Linked DNA regions of Homo sapiens: region 1 is linked to region 2. Evidence: chromatin loops called from intact Hi-C (ENCODE). Cell type or tissue: heart left ventricle. All regions are shown on one strand. Links, peaks and the distances in the headings refer to the core of each region. The heading gives the core; the rest is flanking DNA.

Region 1 (8,908 bases), core at 439-8,438, 180 kb before region 2:
GATGATGCCACAGCACTGCTAAAGGGAAATTATGCCGGAGCAAAGGCAACTTACATGGGCAGACTGTGGCCTGGGGAGGCATAGTTCTTTCTAAGAAAGGTGGTATCTAGCAAGAAGTTGAACAATAACAGAGAGCACATTACAGCAATACCTCCATGTCAGATAGGCAAGCCCGACATGTCCAGGGATGCACGCGTGGCTCTTTAAAGCATGCTCAGGGCTCTCTGTGCAGCCAAGGCAGCCGCCCCTGATCCCAGATGCTGCAGGCCACTGGCTTTGCTCGCCAAAGTGCTGCTCACCCTGGCTCTGGTCACGTGACAGACACAACCCCAGCCCCCATCCCAGTCCTCCGCTAGCCGGCTCCAAACCTACAAGTGGCCCGAAGTAGCGCATGAAGAAGATGCTGAGACTGGCATGAGACACGCGTCCAACATGCTTTTCAGGTGGAAGGCTTGGATGTTTTAACTTTTCTGAAATTGAGGAAAAGTGGACAATTGGGAAAAAATTGCATTTTAAGCTACATCATAAACCATATCTATCAGAGCTTCACTTGTGTCCTTGGGAAGGACCCAGGTACACAGAACACATATGTAGGCGTGCAGTACACATGTGGGTGCACAGAACACATTCAGGTGTGAGGTGCATATGTAGGCACATGGAGGATCTTTTTAGATGGTGGTGCATGTTTGTGGAGTGGATGAACAAATGCATGAGCTGCCTCAGGAGAAGCCTCTGGAGAGTGGGAAGCTTCCCCTCCAAGTGGCATCCACCCCACCCTCTGTTACCTTTGTGGTGGTGGTTCTGAGACAGGTCTGTGACTTTATCAGATTTGCTTCTAGAATGAGTAGAGATACGGAGCTCAGATGGCCCTAGGGTGGTCCCGCATGGGTCACAGTTGTGTCTTCAGGCCATGGATGATCATAGATTCAGTGTACTGGGTGGTGGTCAGTTTTGTTTTTGTTGTGATTTCAAGCAAGGAATAGAACAAGGTGGGATACAGCAGGAAGGGATGGGATGGGATGAGATGGGATGGGATAGAGCCGGATGTGATGTAATAGAACAGGATGGGATGGAATAGAACATGATGGGATGGGATGGGAGGGGAGGGGTGGAGAGGGGATAGAACAGGATGGGATGGGAGGGGAAGGGAGGAGAGGGGATGGAACAGGATGGGAGGGGAGGGGAGGGGACAGAACAGGATGGGAGGGGAGGGGAGGAGAGGTGATGGAACAGGATGGGATGGGAGGGGAGGGGAGGGGAGAGAACAGGATAGGACAGGACAGGCTAGATCATGCTTCAGGAGGACATGGCTTGCCCGGGATGCCCAGCTGCCATGTCTGCAGGCCTGGCCGGGGTCTGCACCTGCACAGCTGTGGGGGCTGAGAGACGCTCTGCCATGAAGTGCCTGCCCGCTCCCTGCTTTGTCCTGGCACCGCCGGCTGAGAGCTGCCTGACCTCCGTATCTGCTGGTTGCAGTTCGTGGTCGTGGTCAGCATTGTGACCTTCAGACCCCCCCACTACGGAGCCTACATCTTCCCCGACTGGGCCAACGCGCTGGGCTGGGTCATCGCCACATCCTCCATGGCCATGGTGCCCATCTATGCGGCCTACAAGTTCTGCAGCCTGCCTGGGTCCTTTCGAGAGGTGGGTATTTGGACGGGGCGCCTTCACCCGAGTGTGAGGCCACCAGAAAGGCTCCGTGGGTGTCCATGGCCCCAGTCCTCACCTGCCTGGGTCATCTGTGACCAAGAGGAGGAGACTGGAGGTGGCCACCACAACACTGTGTGTGTGTGTGCGTGTGTGTGTCCACCTGCACGCCCGGGCCCATGGGTGTGCGTCCATATGTGTATTCATGTGTGTGTCTTTAAGTATGTCCACATGTCTGTGTGTGTCTGTGTGTGCATGTGTCTGTGTGTGCTTGTGCCTGTGTGTACATCCACTGTATCTCTGTGTCTGTATGTGCTGTCTCCGTGTGCACGTGTGTGTGGGCCTGGGTCTGTGCTCACATTCGTGTCCAAGTGTTTGTGTGTACTGAGTGCATGCATGCCTACACACTATGGTATGTGGTGTGGTGGACACAGAAGCCATCTGAGGGCGGTAGAATCAGGGGTGATCTAGGTCCCCCCAGGGCCGAGCCCAACTTTGGCTGAACAGGGGCAGCTGGAGCCCCAGGCAGTGGAGGAAGCTTTGCGGAGTCACTGATATGCATCTCCTTTCTTCTGCTTGGTTTTGCCGCCTTTGTGTAGAAGAAAGGCAGGTGGACCAGTCACAGGGCCCTGTTTAACACCCTGGCTCTGTGGTTCCAGGAAGAGACAAGGACACTCCCTCCTTGGAAGAGGGTCGCCCTCACCTGAGATCCCACCACTGGGAACTCCCGGAAGCTGCTTCCTCAAATCCCAGCCTTTCTCAGAAAGAAGTCGCTTGGCCCTGGGCATCAAAACCCCAGAGCAGCACCAGCTGTGTTCAAGGATTCCACCTTAGGGCCACACGGTGTCCCCTGGGCTCAGACATGTGGCAGATGCTCTCAGGCTGGCACTGAGCCAGTCTCTCCAGCAGCCTGGCCAGGCCAAGGCCCAGTGCAGGCAAAGCACAGTGTGTGGCTGGGGGCTTCTGTGGAGTGGGAGGAGCTCTGGGGCTGCCATGGCCCCAGGAAAGCTGATGGCACCCTGCTGTGGACAGTCCCTCTCAGACCCCCACGGGCTGACCTGCCAGGACCCAGCACAGGGGAAGAGCAGGCAGCCGGGCAGTCTCTGCAGGGAGAGAGCTCCTCTGGGAGGCTGGATGGACGTGGGAGGCGGGGCCCAGGTCAGCGCAGAGCTGGAGGATGCCTACAGCCCGGCGGACCTGAACAGCCAGCGCCCTTACCCCTCGCATGGCCAAACTCTGAACGTAAGCCAAGTAAAACCTCAGCAGCTGAGCCAGGTACAAGTGGAATTGTGGTGATGACGTGGGGTGGGGCCACGCACAGGGGTCCCTGTGAGAGGTCACCTGGCCTCAGAGATCCAGATACAGGCATCCAGGCCCGAGAGGGTGAGCTCCTGAAGATGCTGCCTGCTCTGGGAGGACTTGGTGCTGTCCAGGCCCCAGGAGCTGCCGCAGCGGGCAGTGGAAGGAAGGCACGTTCAGCGTTCACTCTCCCAAGAGCTGCAGGTGACAAAAAGCAAGTGCTCCCGGAATATGTCAGCTGCAGGTGGCCCCGAGGCAGCCCACCTGGGTGTGGGCACTTTCTTACTCAGAGCCCAGCACACGTGGTAGCTTAGACTCAAGAGCCATCTCCAGGACCACGTTTTATTTTCAAGCGAGTGCTCAAATGCTGATGTTCTGCTCTGCGCTAGACTTTAAGGGGACCGTCAGGATGTTGGCTTCGGGCCTGACTGGCTGTCTGGTCGGCATGGGCACTGGCAGTGTAAGTCAGTGGTGGGCGCTGGTGATATGGATGCCAGCGGGTGGGCATTGGCAGGTGAGGAGGGCTGGTGGTGAGGGTGCTGGTAGGTGAGGGTCCTGGCAGTGTGAGTCAGTGGTGGGTGCTGGCAGTGGGTACTGGTCTGCACTGACCCCTGCACTCTCTTTCTCTTTCAGAAACTGGCCTACGCCATTGCACCCGAGAAGGACCGTGAGCTGGTGGACAGAGGGGAGGTGCGCCAGTTCACGGTGAGGTCGAGGTCCCTGCTGGGCCTCTCTCGGGGGAATTCAGAATGATCCCAAGCTCAGTGTTCTTAGCCCCCAGGGGGCTCCGAGGCTGGTGTAGATGGTGCTCATTTACTCAGCCAGCATGTGCTCTATGAGGACAGGCAGCCAGTGGTGGCAGGTGACAGTGGAGACGTGTGCCCGGGACGGGGGGCACATGACGCAGGGGCCCTGGGAGGTGCGGCTGCACAGACGCCTGAGGAAAGCATGGTCCCTGCAAAGACCTGGGCATGTCCCAGACCACGGGAGCAGTGCCCTGTGGGGCCAGCTGAGCCAGGTTAAGGACCAGCAAGGGACCACCACCCCCCGCCTCACGGGGGCACAAGGGACAGTGCCAGGAGGGGAGGCCTGGGCCTGGCCATGGGAAGCCACAGGGAGCCCTGGAGGGGCTGGGAGAGGCCTGGGAGCCTGGGGCTGGCTTCGAGTGAGAGGATGGTCACGCCAGGTGTTTCCTGCACCCTGGGAGCCATCCAGCTGTGTGCGAACATGTTCATGACATGCCGTGGAGCAGGTGCATTCCCGGGGGCACACAGTAAACACTTGACGTGTTTTTACTCCCACAACCCTAAGAGGCAGCCCAGCACTCTCTCTACACCAGGGTCCCTGAGACCCAGAGAGGCCCCGGAATGTGCCCAAGATCACAGAGCTGGCCAGCAGGAGAGGAGCCTGGGCTGTGCCCTGGGCCTGTGGCACTGTCCTCCTCCACCCCAGAGTGGCCTCAGCCCCGACCTGATTCCATACACTAATGTCAGCCTAATGCCGACAGCAGAGTCCAATGCACAGCAAAAGGGAGAGAAGGCCATAGTGTGGAGGGCACCGCGGCCCCACCTCGGACCTGCCTCTTCCCTCTGGCCACCTCTCTGTGGCTGGTTCTCGTAAACAGTCCTCCCAGCAGGGGTCTCATGAGCTCATGCCTGAGGAGCCCAGCATGGACCTGCACATGGGGCAGGAGCAAGGATACAGGCAGAGGGAGGGGGCTCTGCGTGCCTGGGAGGTGGGTGGTGACGTCAGGCAGAACAAGACGCTGAGCAGGGAACAGGCCGGGAGGCAGTGGGGAGAAGCCGCCTCTGAGCACACATCTGCACAGCTTGTTCCTCCTACCTGCAAGTCAGGTTCTGGTGTGGGCTCTGCCTCCCTCCGTTGGCACCCTTTCCTCTGTCCTCCCAGTGACTTGCCTGCTCCAAACACAGGAGGCGTGTCCAGGCATCCCATCCCATCCATCCAGAGGATGCCAGCCCCTCCCCACTGGGCCTCCGGTCCTGCTCCACCAGAGCCTCTCTCCTCTGAGAGTCCTATACCTGGGGGTCTTACACTTTGTACAGGATCTTGCTAGTCTTCTCAAATATCCAACTTTGACTTCATGTGAGATTCTTGCTGTGCTTCCTGTCACATTAATCTCAGCTCCTGTATTTATCATTTCTTCCTCTCTTTTTCTTGGATCTACTCTGTTGTAGTTTTGCTAACTTTTTAATTTGGACTTTAGGTTATTAATTTGCATCCTTCGTTCTTTTCTAATGTAAGCACTCAAGGCTATGAATTTCCCTCAAAATACTCCATGTGCTACATTCCGTATTTTTTTCATAGTATTTTTCTTTATCTTTTAGTTCTAAGTATATTTTAATTTCCATTGTGACTTTGTCAACTCATAACTTGCTTAAAAGTCTGCTTTTAAATTGCCAAATATATGGGGATGTTTTACTCATCTTTTTGTTTTTAATTTCCAAATTAATTTCATTGTTCTCAAACACATATGATACCTATTATTTAAAATGTATTGAGACTTCTTTAGGGCCTTATACCTGATCAACTTTGATAAACGTTGCACATCTTTTAGATGAATGTGCTATTCTCTAATTGTCAATACACAGTTCTGCTTCTGTCCATTTGAGTAGGGTTATATATTATGTTACCCACATTGTCTACACTTTGTCAACTTTAGGGGTGCTTGACCATGAGTAATTGAGAGATGCCTGTGGCATATTCTTCCTCGATAGTATATTTGTTTGCTGTTCCCCTCAGTTCTATCAGGTTTTGCTCTCTGTAGTCTGAGGCTGTTTTCTGAGGTTGATCCATGTCCAGAATGATCATCTCTTCCTGGTGACATGAACCCATCTTCACTCCCTAATGATGCTTTTGGTCTTAAAGTCTGACTTGTCTGGGACAAATATAGTTGCACCAAGGTGTCTTTTGAGTTTGCCTGAAATATCTTTTGCAATCTGTTAACTTTCAACTTTGCAGTAACCTTAAGATTTAAGTGTCTTTTGCAAACCCAGCATACACCTAGAATTTTTTACGCTGACAGTTGGACAGGTTAATCCATTTACATTTGTTGTGATTATTGATATATTTGAACTTGATTCTACTATCTTTCTATTCCATTTGTCCCATTTTTAGTGTTTTTCTCCTTTATTGCCTTTTTATAGATTGATTTTTCTTGGTTCACTCATTTTTATTATTCCGTTTATTTCTCTCTACTTGCTTAGAACTTACATACTTTATTCTTTTTTTTTTTTTTTTTGAGGTGGAGTCTTGCTCTGTCACCCAGGCTGGAGTGCAGTGGCATGATCTCTGCTCACTGCAACCTCCACCTCCCAGGTTCAAGCAATTGTCCTGCCTCAGCCTCTCAAGTGGCTGGGATTACAGGTGCCCAGCACCACACCTGGATAATTTTTGTGTTTTTAGTAGAGACAGGGTTTGACCATGTTGGCCAGGCTGGTCTCGAACTCCTGATCTCAAGTGATCTGCCCACCTCTGCCTCCCAGAGTGCTGGGATTACAGCCGTAAGCCACTGTGCCCGGACTTATTCTATTCCTTTAATAGCTACTCTTGAGGTTGTACCATACATATTTCACTTAAACTCTACAGAGAAACCATATTTTAACCCCATCCCATTATAAGGACTTAAATCTTCCTCCTACTGATGAACATGCTATGATTGTTCAAATCTATTTCTCTCTTTTTAACCCACAAATTAGACACTGTCATTGTTCTTGTTCCTGTTATTATTTTGTACGGACTCATCATGTTCCTTGGACTAATGTGCATGCTTGGTGTTTGTTGGTTCCCATACTTTTGTTATAGACTTCTTTTCTTCTAGGACCATTTTCTTGCTTTTCAAAAAGCATCCTTCAGACATTCCTTTGAGGAGGTCTCTTGCTAACCTCCCTCACTATTGGTGTGTGGGAACATCTTTATGCTGCTCTCATTCACGAAAGCACTGTTGTGGGCTCAGGGCTCTAGGCTGACAGGGACTATCTCTGCGTTTTGGAGGCAGCAGTGTTCCGTGGCTGTGCTGAGATGTGTGGCCTGTGAGCCTGCTCTGTGGTGGGCTCTGTCCTCACCCCTGCACTCGGCCGAGTTTCTTCTGCTTTCGGTGTCTCGGGTTCACTGCGGAGTGTCGGGACCTGGGTTTCTTTTTTGTTTGTTTGTTTGTTTGTTTGTTTGTTTTGAGACGGAGTCTCGCTCTGTAGCCCAGGCTGGAGTGCAGTGGCGCAATCTCGGCTCACTGCAAGCTCCGCCTCCCGGGTTCGCGCCATTCTCCTGCCTCAGCCTCCCGAGTAGCTGGGACTGCAGGCACCCACCACCGTTAATTTGGTTTCTTTTTATTTTTCCTCTCTGGATATGTTTTGTGGCCAGATCTGTGGATTCACAAATCTTGTCATTCTGTGAATTTTGCAGCCACACACTGAAAGATTGCCTTCTGCCTTTCTGTGTTTTCCATTATGAGGCTCTGGTGTGTCCACTTTGCCCCAGGTCCTCCAGGTCTCTTACCTCACTTAGATTTTGTTTTCATTTGAATCTTAGGTGCACAGTTGAGTAACGCATCTTATCATTAATCCACATGTGGCCATTTTTAAATTATTAATTTGTCACCGTAACAAACAGACCCTTGTGAGCCCACAGCAGGAAAACTAGGCACTGTGGAAACTGCCTGCCCCTCACCCATTCTGTATCTGCGTCTAGCTTGATCTTTCCCTTGCCCTTCTTACAATTTCATTTGTTGCATCTCTAGATATTTCTAGCTTCCTAAAAAGTGTATTATTTGGCTTCAGCATTTGGTGTAGCCCTAACCAACCCCTACTGAAGCAAGACCTTATGCACACCCCATGCAGATCCCCGAGAATCATGACATTCTCCTGGCTGGGGGAACAGGCACCGTGCCCAGCCCTGTGTGGGCATCAGAGGTGGTTCCCTCTGGTCCTGTCGGCGGATCTCTCCCCAGCCTCCTCATTCACAGCGGGATGTGCTCGTCTGAACCCTCAGCAGGGGTCCTGGGCCATTGTCCCGGGTCTTCTCTCTGTGTGGCCACCTCCTCTCTGGCGCTCTGGCCTGCAAACTGCAGCCACCTCCGTTTCCCTCGCTCTCCTTTCCAGCGTCTCAGCTCAGGGAGTCCACCAGGCTGCACCCTCCCTGTGCTGCAATCTAGAAACTCCCTCGAGGCAGCGAGCAGGGTGGCAGGGGGGCCTCCTTGTTGGCTTCCCTCAGGGACCACTGACCCTTACGGTCTGGTGTCCATGGTCTGGAAGGTCATCGGCACGTGTGTTTTGTTTATTTGGGGCTTGTTTCGGACAGTAGGGTAAATTCGATCCCTATTATTCCATCTAGGTCAGAAATGTTTGTATCCATAGCTACGTTTCACCTACCGTGACTGGTCCCTGACCGTCCGTCACGTGAACAAACCACAGCTCAGCTATGGACGCTCCGCATTCCACTGCCCTGCCCCTGGTCTGCAGCCCAGCCATTCTCTTTTCTACTTCATCTCTGGAAGCTGCGTGTGCTCTGCTGTTTCTTGTGAAATTCTCATCACTGTGATGTGCGTGTGTCACTTTTCTGAGAGTCCCCTATGTGGCCATCCTGTAATCTGTTGCAACAGCTCTGGTCCTTTGGGGTCAAATTGAGGTCTGGTTTCTGGGGACTCACTTAGAGTGGGCTGCTGTCTTCTGTTTCTAGTCTTTATTTTACATTTATGGCTTGATCTTAATCTGTGGGAATCTGGGAGCCCCCAAGCACACCTCCCTCCAGAGGGGACCTTCTGCTTCTGTCAGCGGGCAGGACAGAGAACTGCTTCACCCTGGGGGGAACAGGACTCACAGCTGAAGTCCCAAGCATGGCTTCTTCATCGCTGGCCTGAAGTGGGGCTGCCACCCAGAGCCTCTGCTCTAGGGCTCTGGCCGCTGGGCCACCCGTGGCTGTGGGTCCTGGCCGGGCTCCCTGACCCCAG
Region 2 (8,908 bases), core at 230-8,229:
GTAGTCATGAGTATATGCAAATGTTAAAAGCTACACAGTACCTGCTTCTTAATTATATCTTGTTTTCAAAATCATCAATGAGTGATCCTCACAGCGAGACAAAGTGAAGGGCATGTTCACACACAGGGTGAGAATGCTGATGGCACGGCCCTTAGGAAGTGTGTGAGTTAAATAAACTTGGATGTTTCATGACATGCAACCCGGTGGCTTGCATCAGGAGATTGATGGTAGAGTCGTTCATGAGTGGAGCAGCCCTGAAGTCCCCGCGCAGCTGGCGGGCAGGGCTGTTCTCCCTCCTCAGCAGCACCCCAGGTGGGGGCCTCCCCAGCTTTGCCCCAGCGTGGAGCAGCTGAGTTTAAGGGAGGCTAGTGCCAGACACTTCCAGTACACTGCAGGCGCTTAGCAATGGTAACTGGGTTTCGGTGGGCAAGGCATCGGCGGGCAAGGCATCGGCGGGCAAGTCATCGGCGGGCAAGGCATCGACGGGCAAGGCGTCGGCGGGCAAGGCGTCGGCGGGCAAGGCGTCGGCGGGCAAGGGGTCGGCGGGCAAGGTGTCGGCGGGCAAGGCGTCGGCGGGCAAGGCGTTGGGCGCGTCGGCGGGCAAGGCATCGGTGGGCAAGGCATCGGTGGGCAAGGCGTCGGTGGGCAAGGCGTTGGGCAAGGCATCAGCAGGAAAGGCATCGGTGGGCAAGGCATTGGCGAACAAGGCGTTGGTGGGTAAAGCGTTGGCCGGCATTTCCAGCTCTGCGTGAAGCCTGCTGCCCCCACAACCTTGCATGCTCTGGTGACTCTTAGCAGATCGAGCCGCAGCACAGGCAGCGAGGGCCCCGGGAGCCAGGGACGCCTCTGCCCTTGGGCTTTGGTGCTTTCAGAAATGCCTTCAAAGGGACTCTCATGATGAGAAGATCCAAGGCCCAATGCACCCTCTCCAGCCCCAAAGCCCCAAAGAGACCCCAGTGCCCCGAGGGTGGCAGTGACGGGTGTTTCTTTTTGTTTTTTCCATTTGTGCGCATTTCCTGCATTTTCTGCCTGTTGAGAATCTTTTCTTAAGCAGGAGGAAAAACACTTTAAAGGAGTAACCTTATAACAAGGGATAGTTGTGCGGGGCTCTCAGGGAAGGAGCTGAGGGCCCGGGGAACAGGCTGACCAAGCAGCCCGGCCTGGCCTGAGGAGGACCCTGCGGCCTGGGAAGCCCCTGCCCGTGTTGCCTGGGGAAGACCTGGGTGTCCATGCGTGATGTTGTACGTCGGCTCCCTGAGAGCAGTGATTCATGCCTGTCCCTACATCCTGTGTCGCCACATGGAGAGCAGAGTGTGACCCCTGCATGAAGAGAAGCAGGCACAGGGTGAGGGGAGGCTCGAGGTGCGTGGGAGCCTATTTCAGTCACCAATGCACTTCTGGGGGTGGTGAGTCCAAGGTCACTAAAGTCACCCAGACAGTTCTGAACATCCTGGCACCCCCCACAGGGCTCTCCCAGAGAACCAAAGCCAGGGAGGCGAGGGGTGGGCCCCCAAATTCCTGCAAAGAACCTCGGAGAAGGGCACCTGAGCACATGTCTGGACACACCAAGGCTGTGGTGAGGAAACCCAGAGCGGATTGTGTGTTCTTTAAAGAACTGACGACATTCAGATGGAAGAGCGCTCACTGTTTGTAGGGTGTGTGTGTCGGGCAGGGCGGCCCATTCAACCTGACGCCTGGCAGGAAGCTGCCCTGAGGTCCCGGAAGACCATAGTGGACCCCGAGGGGACTGGATCCTCCGTGCTGTGGGCAGTGGTGAAGCTGCCCTGAGGTCCCAGAAGACTGCAGGTGGGCCCTGAGGGGACTGACTCTGCCGTGGGCAATGGTGCACCCTGGTTTCCAGGAGGAGTGACTCTGCCCAAGCACTGGGGATGCGTGGCAGGCGCCTGGCAGGTCAGGGTGGAGACGGCCTCCCCTGCTTAGGGGTCTGCCCCAGGACGCAGGTGGGTGCTTACCTCCTCCATAGGTCTGGCACAGGTATGGGAACCGCCAAATGTTCCCCAGTCCCACGGCAAACCCAGTGCAGCTCAGGAGGTACTGGGCCTTGTTGTCCCACTTGGGCCTCTCATCCCCGAGGTCGCAGGCGGCCGGGTCCGGTTCTGGGGCATGAGCCATGGTGACTGAGTGCCCCAGGCTTCAGGGCAAGGGTGGTGCCTCACTCCACACCCAGCACTAGAGAGCCGTCTCCAGCCTCTGCCGACGTTTGGAAACCACAAGCAGCCCCACTGCAGTTGTATTTATTCATTTCTTTAAAGGAAAACCAGTGGAGTGCCGTTAATGGGTAACTCAGGTCCAGGCCCTGGCTCTGACGCCAGGGTCCTTCCCTGGCACCCACGTCCTCTGCTCCTTCTCGCATGCTCTGTGTTCCAGGCAAACGCCGGGCCTGGCACCACCCCCAGCACCATGAGGACCGTTTGCAAGGACAGCCTCAAGTTTTTTTGTTGCAGACACCAGGATTCCCAAGACTGAGGCATATTTTAATCGTTTTAAATTTCTTATGTTTTATTTAACCATTTGATCTTGAGATACTTATAGATTGTCACTCTGTCACTGTCAGAAACAACTCAGATCAGATCGCATGCACCCGAAGCCCGGATTCCCGCAGGGATCCTCTCAGCTGCTCTTGGGAGGCCGGGGGCTGCCCTCACACCCACTGCTGCCCTCGGGCCGCTGGGCAGGACAGGGTGACAGGCACCCACCGTGCGTGGGGGCAGAGGGCTGAGTCCTCTCCTGTGCTGGGGGCACCCCTGTCCATGGGTGGAGGGTTGATGAGTTGACGCCGGGTGAGTTCAGCTCTAAGGAGCTCCCCACAGTGCTCCCTGGACTCTGGGGCTCCTCCTTGCAGATGCTCCCGCCACGGACAGGCCAAGGGCCCCCAGGCCCGCAATTGCCCCATTCCACTGGACACTGCACCCCTCAACCGTGTGGCCACAACTCCAAATCCATGAGTCCCAGGGCAGGGGCCCAGGTGGACACATTTTTGGAAGGTTCTTATTTGAGTGAGAGGAAGTGTGAGGGAAGAAGATGAGAAGAGCTGGTTGGTCCCCATTGTGAGGCCACAGGCCTGGGCCATGGCCTCTTCGGAGCAAGCCCCCAAAGCCAGACCCCCCAGGAGGAGGCAGGAGCTGGACCTGCCGTCCCCACCATCCCGTCTGAGGTCACTGGCTCACTCATCCCTCTACGTCTGGACAACAGTAACTTCTAGGGTGAGCATACTCAATAGAAGGGATTTATTTAGAAATGTACACTTTATGCCCATAAAGCCTGCATTTCTACCACATTTACAGAGACATTGAAACCTATGAAACAACGCATGAATCAGGAGATGTAGATGAGATGGGAGCTCCCGCCCAGGGTCCTATGGCAGGCACACCAGGGTACACCAATGGATGCCAGGGCACATCAGTGCACACCTGTGCATGCCAGGGTACACCAATGCACACCTGTGCACGCCTGGCAGGGCCTCCTGGGCAGATGCCACAGGGCAGCATATTAATGGGGCACTGATGGAAATTTTCTCGATCCAGGGCCAAAGAGCAGGAAAAGATGAGGTGAGACCCTGTTGAAGCCATCAGCAGGCGAGCCCCTCGGTGGCATCACAGCCGGGGGCAGAGGCTGTGATATGTCCCCCCACCTCTGCTGCTGTGGAGTCTTGCGCATCCCAGGGCCCAGTGACAGTCAGCAGGGTGAAAGGGGCTGGTAGGGGACTCAGTGTGTGCAGTCACTGCTGGATGGGGTGCTGGAAGGGACGATTGTGACCAGGTTTCTGTGGGTGGAACATCATACTGGCACACACCAGGCTTTCAGTCCTGCCTGTAGGAATTCTCAGAACATCAGTTTAATGTAAGCGTCCAGATTCTTCTATGGAAAGCAGAGGTGACCTGTCCGTAGGAACTCTCAGAACACCAGTTTAATGTAAGCATCCAGATTCTTCCATGCAAAGCGGAGGTGACCTGTCCGTAGGAACTCTCAGAACACCAGTTTAATGTAAGCATCCAGATTCTTCCGTGCAAAGCGGAGGTGACCTGTCCGTGGAAGCAGATGTCCCAAGTGCCGACTGCCTTTGGCTGCGATGGAATGTTGAACCCCAATGGGGGCCCATCCCGTGACGGGGGCAGGGCAGGCGCCAGGCTGGGCTTCACTGAGTGGTGCGGGAGCTGGAAGCTTCTGGGGGCTGCACGGTCCTCCAAGGTGCCCTGGACACACACAGTGCCCAAGGATGGCAGCCAGGGTTGAGTTACCCTGTAACCCATCTTTTCCAAAGGCTGGCTAAAAATTCACACAGCTCATGTCCTCTTAAGAAAATGCACAGAGTGGTATTTGCCTTGAATTATGCCAAGTTGAGTTTTATTTAACTGCTCATCTATTTGTGGTGGCAGGAGCAATGATTAAATGGCTGGCATTCATTAAGCCGGGAAGCGGCCAGAACGCAGAGACTCGGCAGCGGCCGACTGGAGGCAGGGCCCCGGTGGATGCGGCCAAGTTTTCTCAGAATCGCCAGCAACTGCCCACTCCGGCTTCCGAGAGGCTGCTCCGGGTCGAGGGCTACAGGGCTCTGGGAACCCCCAGGTCAAAGGTCAACACCAAGGGGAAGGGGATGGGTGGGGGTGGGTAGCAAGAGTCGCTCCCAGGAGCCAAGATAGTACCCTGTGCTTTTGTCTCCTGCCACCCACAGAGATGAAGCATAGAGGTGCTGCCCCCACCCCAGCTGCAGCTTCCGCTTCCCCCGGGCACGTGCAGGGCACAGCACGTCCCCAGTGGTCTGCTCCCCTCTGCACATGCACCCCGTGACTGTGGCAAGGACAAACACAGAGGGCAGCTGGGCCCCGAGTGGCAGGCATGTGTCCCAGCGACGTGTACGCACACATATCCACACGTGTCCATATGTGTGTCCATATGTGTCCATATGCGTGTCCATGCGTGTCCATATGCGCACATACATACACACTGGCATGCACAAATGCACACCTGCCTGAATATGCACACACACGAGCACACATCACACACATATACACAAACAGGTACAGACACACACATATACACAACACACGTATACACACACGTACACATGCTCACATATACACACGTCACACAGGCATACATGTACATATACACATGTGCATATATACTTGCAAACGCACACACAGAACACACATACACACAATTGCATGCATGTATATACACTCACAGATATACATATACACGTGCATGTGGACACCCATTGTACGAGCACATGTGCATGCATGTATACACGTGTGTGTTCACACATATGCACACCACACACAACATAGGCATGTATGTCTATATATACATGCACACACACGGGCAGCAAATATCGCACACATGTATATGCATGCACACTTGCACACTCACACAATGTCCATACATGTACATGCACACACACAACATGACACATCTGCACACATGGCACATGCACATACAATACACACACCCACACACATGTATATGTGTGCATACACGTGCACACTCACACAGTGCCCATGCATGTACATGCACACACGATACATATCTGCACACATGGCACATGCGTGTACAATACACACACTCACACACGAGCATACACTCACGCTTACACACATGCAGGTGCAGCCCGGCCCCCACCCCACAGGTCTTGCTGGTTCCTCCTTCCCTGACACCAGTGTATGGCACGCCGTGGGATGGGCCTTCTCAGTACTTCAGGTCCCCGTTCATGGAGGCTGTGGACAGTGTGCTCACCAGCCCCTGATGGTCCCCTGGCTTCTGGCAGTGGTTCCTGATGAGCTTGTAGATGGCATAGCCAGGGATGGTGAGGGAGGGCACTCCAGCCACAATCACCACCACCACATACACCCAGTTCGGGTAGGAGATCTTCTGGGATTTGGGAAATTCCTCCTGGGGAGAGAGCCCCATGGGTGAGTAGGCATCCCGGGAGCCAGTGGGGTTCACTTTGAGGCAAAGGCCCCTCACCCCATGACTCTCACCTCCTGTCCTGTGGGGCAGGCAGGGTGGCCTGGGGCTCCTCCAGCTTCCCCTTTCCCCTACCTCCCAACTCCCAGCCCACCCACCTCCCTCCTGGGATGGTGTGACACATTGGTGTCAGGGAGGGGGGAACCAGCAAGATGCGTGGGGTGGTGGCTGGACTGCACCTGAGTGTGAGTGTGTGTGCCCATGTGTGTGGGTGTGTGTATTGTGTGTGCATGCGCCATGTGTGTGGATGAGTGTCCTCCTTTCCCCTTCCCCATTCCTCTCCCCACCCCAGGCGACTGCCTGGACACTTACGTAGCCAGGGTCCCAGATGCTGTAGGTCAGCTCCTGACTGACCTCTACCACGAAGAAGAAGAGGAAGATGATCAGCATGAGCAGGGGGCTGACCACGCGCCACGTGACTTGCCAGAAGATGTTGGGCTTGTGGCCGATCATGAACTCGATGTCCTTATTGAACCTGCCAAGGCCAGAGACAGCTGTCACTGCTGCTACCAGCTGGGCTTCAACTCGCTAAGCTTTCTGTACGTTCTGCTACCCGAACAGATGGTGTGCTGCGAGGTGCCCGGCCTCCCCTTGCCAGGGCCCGATCCCTCCCTCCTGGTCATGGGTGCCTCCTCAAGCAGACCCCTCTGTGGGCACGGCCAGCAGCTGCCTCTGCCCTACGATGCCACCAGCCAGTGCTCGACGGCTTGCCCATGGTCAGAGGTGCCCCGCCCTCACCCACGTCTGAGGTGGTCACTGGTGCAGAATGGGGGGTTGGAGGAGGGAGCGCCGCCAGACACCCCCAGCCTCTCCTTCCTTAGCAGCACCCTGAAGTCAGAAAACCCCACACCTTCCCCACCCTACGGCTCAATTCCCATCCTCTGCTGAACCCTCTTCTGCGCAAAGGAGTTTATCGTCTGCATAAATCAGGATGGAGCAGGCAGAAGGTTACACCCAAGCCGGTCCCAGGCCTGCAGTGTCCAGGTGGGTACCCATGGTCCCCGCAGAAGCGTGTGAGGAGGAGCTGGTCTCACGTGCTCCACATTTAGGTGGTTATGCATGCACCTCACACCCGGCAAGGGCTTACTGCCCTTGCGTCCTGCAAACCCCACTGCTGGGGTTTTCCCAAGCCGGGAGCCTGCAGGGCTGTGCCTGCTCAATGTTAACTGAGTCTGTCCAATTATTTCTTTTCTTCCTCTTTTTTTTTTTTTTTTTTGAGATGGAGCCTCATTTTGTCACCCAGGCTGGATTGCAGTGGTATGATCTCCCCTCACTGCAACCTACACCTCCCAGGTTCAAGCGATTCTCCTGCCTCAGCCTCCCGAGTAGCTGGGATTACAGGCATGCACCACCATGCCTGGCTAATTTTTGTATTATTAGTAGAGACGGCGTTTCATCGCGTTGGCCAGGCTGGTCTCAAACTGCTGACTTCAAGTGATTTGCCCACCTTGGCCTCCCAAAGTGCTGGGATGACAGTCATGAGCCACCGTGCCCGGCCTTGTCTGATTATTTCTAAAGTTGTGGTGGCTCCAACCAAGAGTCCCTGTCTGAGGCTCTACCACACTGCTGGAGTCTCTCTGCCCTAAAAAGGCCTGGAGCATCAGGGAAATAAGGCACTCCCCACCCCCCTGCACACACACACACACAAGGAGCATCCCCGGCCGTGGGCCCTGCAGTGGCCTCGAGCTCTGGCTCTCTGCGTGGGCACCGCCAAGGTCTGGGCTCCACTGGGCTTCCCGGCTCCCAGCAACACAAAGCTCCCATTATCGGCATGCCAGGGCCCTGCTGATGCCCTCTGCTCCCGCCAGGACAGGTCTACACCAGCCTCTGTGGCCGGCCGAGGCCCCGAGTCATAGACTCTCCCTCCGTACCCTGAACACAGCCCGGGTCCTCCCTCACAGGAACGCCCTGTGACCTGGCTTTTCTGCATTAGAGGCACCTGTCCCCACCGTGGCCCCTACCTGTCCACACCGTACACGTAGACCACAGAGAACATCTCGCAGAAGGCGATGATGAGCAGGGGAATGGAGCCGGCATAGCTGTCCAGCAGGGAGAGCCAGTACTGGCCGGAGTTCAGCGTGAAGATGAAGCCAATGAGGAATGTCCCCAGGCAGATGAGGCCTGCAGGCCGGGGGACAGAGCTGCTCACACGCCCAGGGGCTGCACGCACGGCCAGGGACAGAGCTGTTCACACAACTGGGGGCTGCACATATGGCCAGGGACAGAGCTGTTCACACACCCGGGGGCTGCACACACTGCCGGGGACAGAGCTGCTCACATGCCCGGCGGCTGCACGCACGGCCGGGGACAGAGCTGTTCACACGCCCGGGGGCTGCACACACGGCCGGGGACAGAGCTGTTCACACGCCTGGGGGCTGCACGCACGGCCGGGGACAGAGCTGTTCACACGCCCGGGGGCTGCACGCACGGCCGGGGACAGAGCTGTTCACACAGCCGGGGGCTGCCATCCCACAGGTGGCACCATTGCCATGGGGACCCCTCCCGACTGCACACGTACCTGTGAGCACCTCCTTGGGCCACTTCGGGGGGATGACTCTGAGGTCCTGCAGGGGCACAACGACGCCCTCCATGTTCCCAAACATAGATGACAGCCCCAGGCAGAAGAGCATAATGAAGAAGAGCACAGACCACAGTGGGGACAACGGCATCTTGGTGATGGCCTCGGTGAAGACGATGAAGGCCAGGCCTGTGCCCTCCACGGCCTGCACGGATGACACACAGTCACCAGGGCCTCTGCCCTCCGTGGGCTCCGTCTCCTCCCCGCCCGAGGTCTCGTGCGTCGCCAAGCCACGCAGCATGGGGCGGGCAGGTCTGAGCTGTCATGAAATAGCTAGATCTTGTCTTTTAGGCCCAAAGTGTATTTTCAAAAGCCGAACTATGCATCAGGACCAGCACGTGGATC

Evidence for each region. Peaks named below come from ENCODE experiments on the same cell type or tissue, not always from the same donor. Only the 100,000 strongest peaks of a DNase experiment are listed, where the experiment ranks them.
Region 1: it touches region 2 in a loop (6-fold over the local background); 1 of 110 quality-filtered maps calls a loop at or near these places.

Annotation. Positions count from the first base shown.
Region 1 is chr5:1,395,658-1,404,565 of GRCh38, reverse strand. It overlaps SLC6A3 (solute carrier family 6 member 3), which reads left to right. Exons shown (of 15, transcript NM_001044.5): 13 at 1,477-1,644; 14 at 3,580-3,651. Among named protein-coding and RNA genes, the nearest start is that of LINC01511, 20 kb to the right of the region's middle. In heart left ventricle, for the core only: no CTCF peak of the experiment used is centred there; a DNase peak (open chromatin) is centred at 4,015; H3K27me3 peaks cover 319 bases.
Region 2 is chr5:1,218,703-1,227,610 of GRCh38, reverse strand. It overlaps SLC6A19 (solute carrier family 6 member 19), which reads right to left. Exons shown (of 12, transcript NM_001003841.3): 9 at 8,504-8,708; 10 at 7,947-8,106; 11 at 6,298-6,460; 12 at 2,500-5,910. The coding sequence ends at 5,707. SLC6A18 (solute carrier family 6 member 18) reads right to left here and starts at 2,230. Exons shown (of 12, transcript NM_182632.3): 1 at 1,974-2,230. The coding sequence starts at 2,133. RefSeq lists an enhancer at 1,294-1,836. In heart left ventricle, for the core only: no CTCF peak of the experiment used is centred there; no DNase peak of the experiment used is centred there.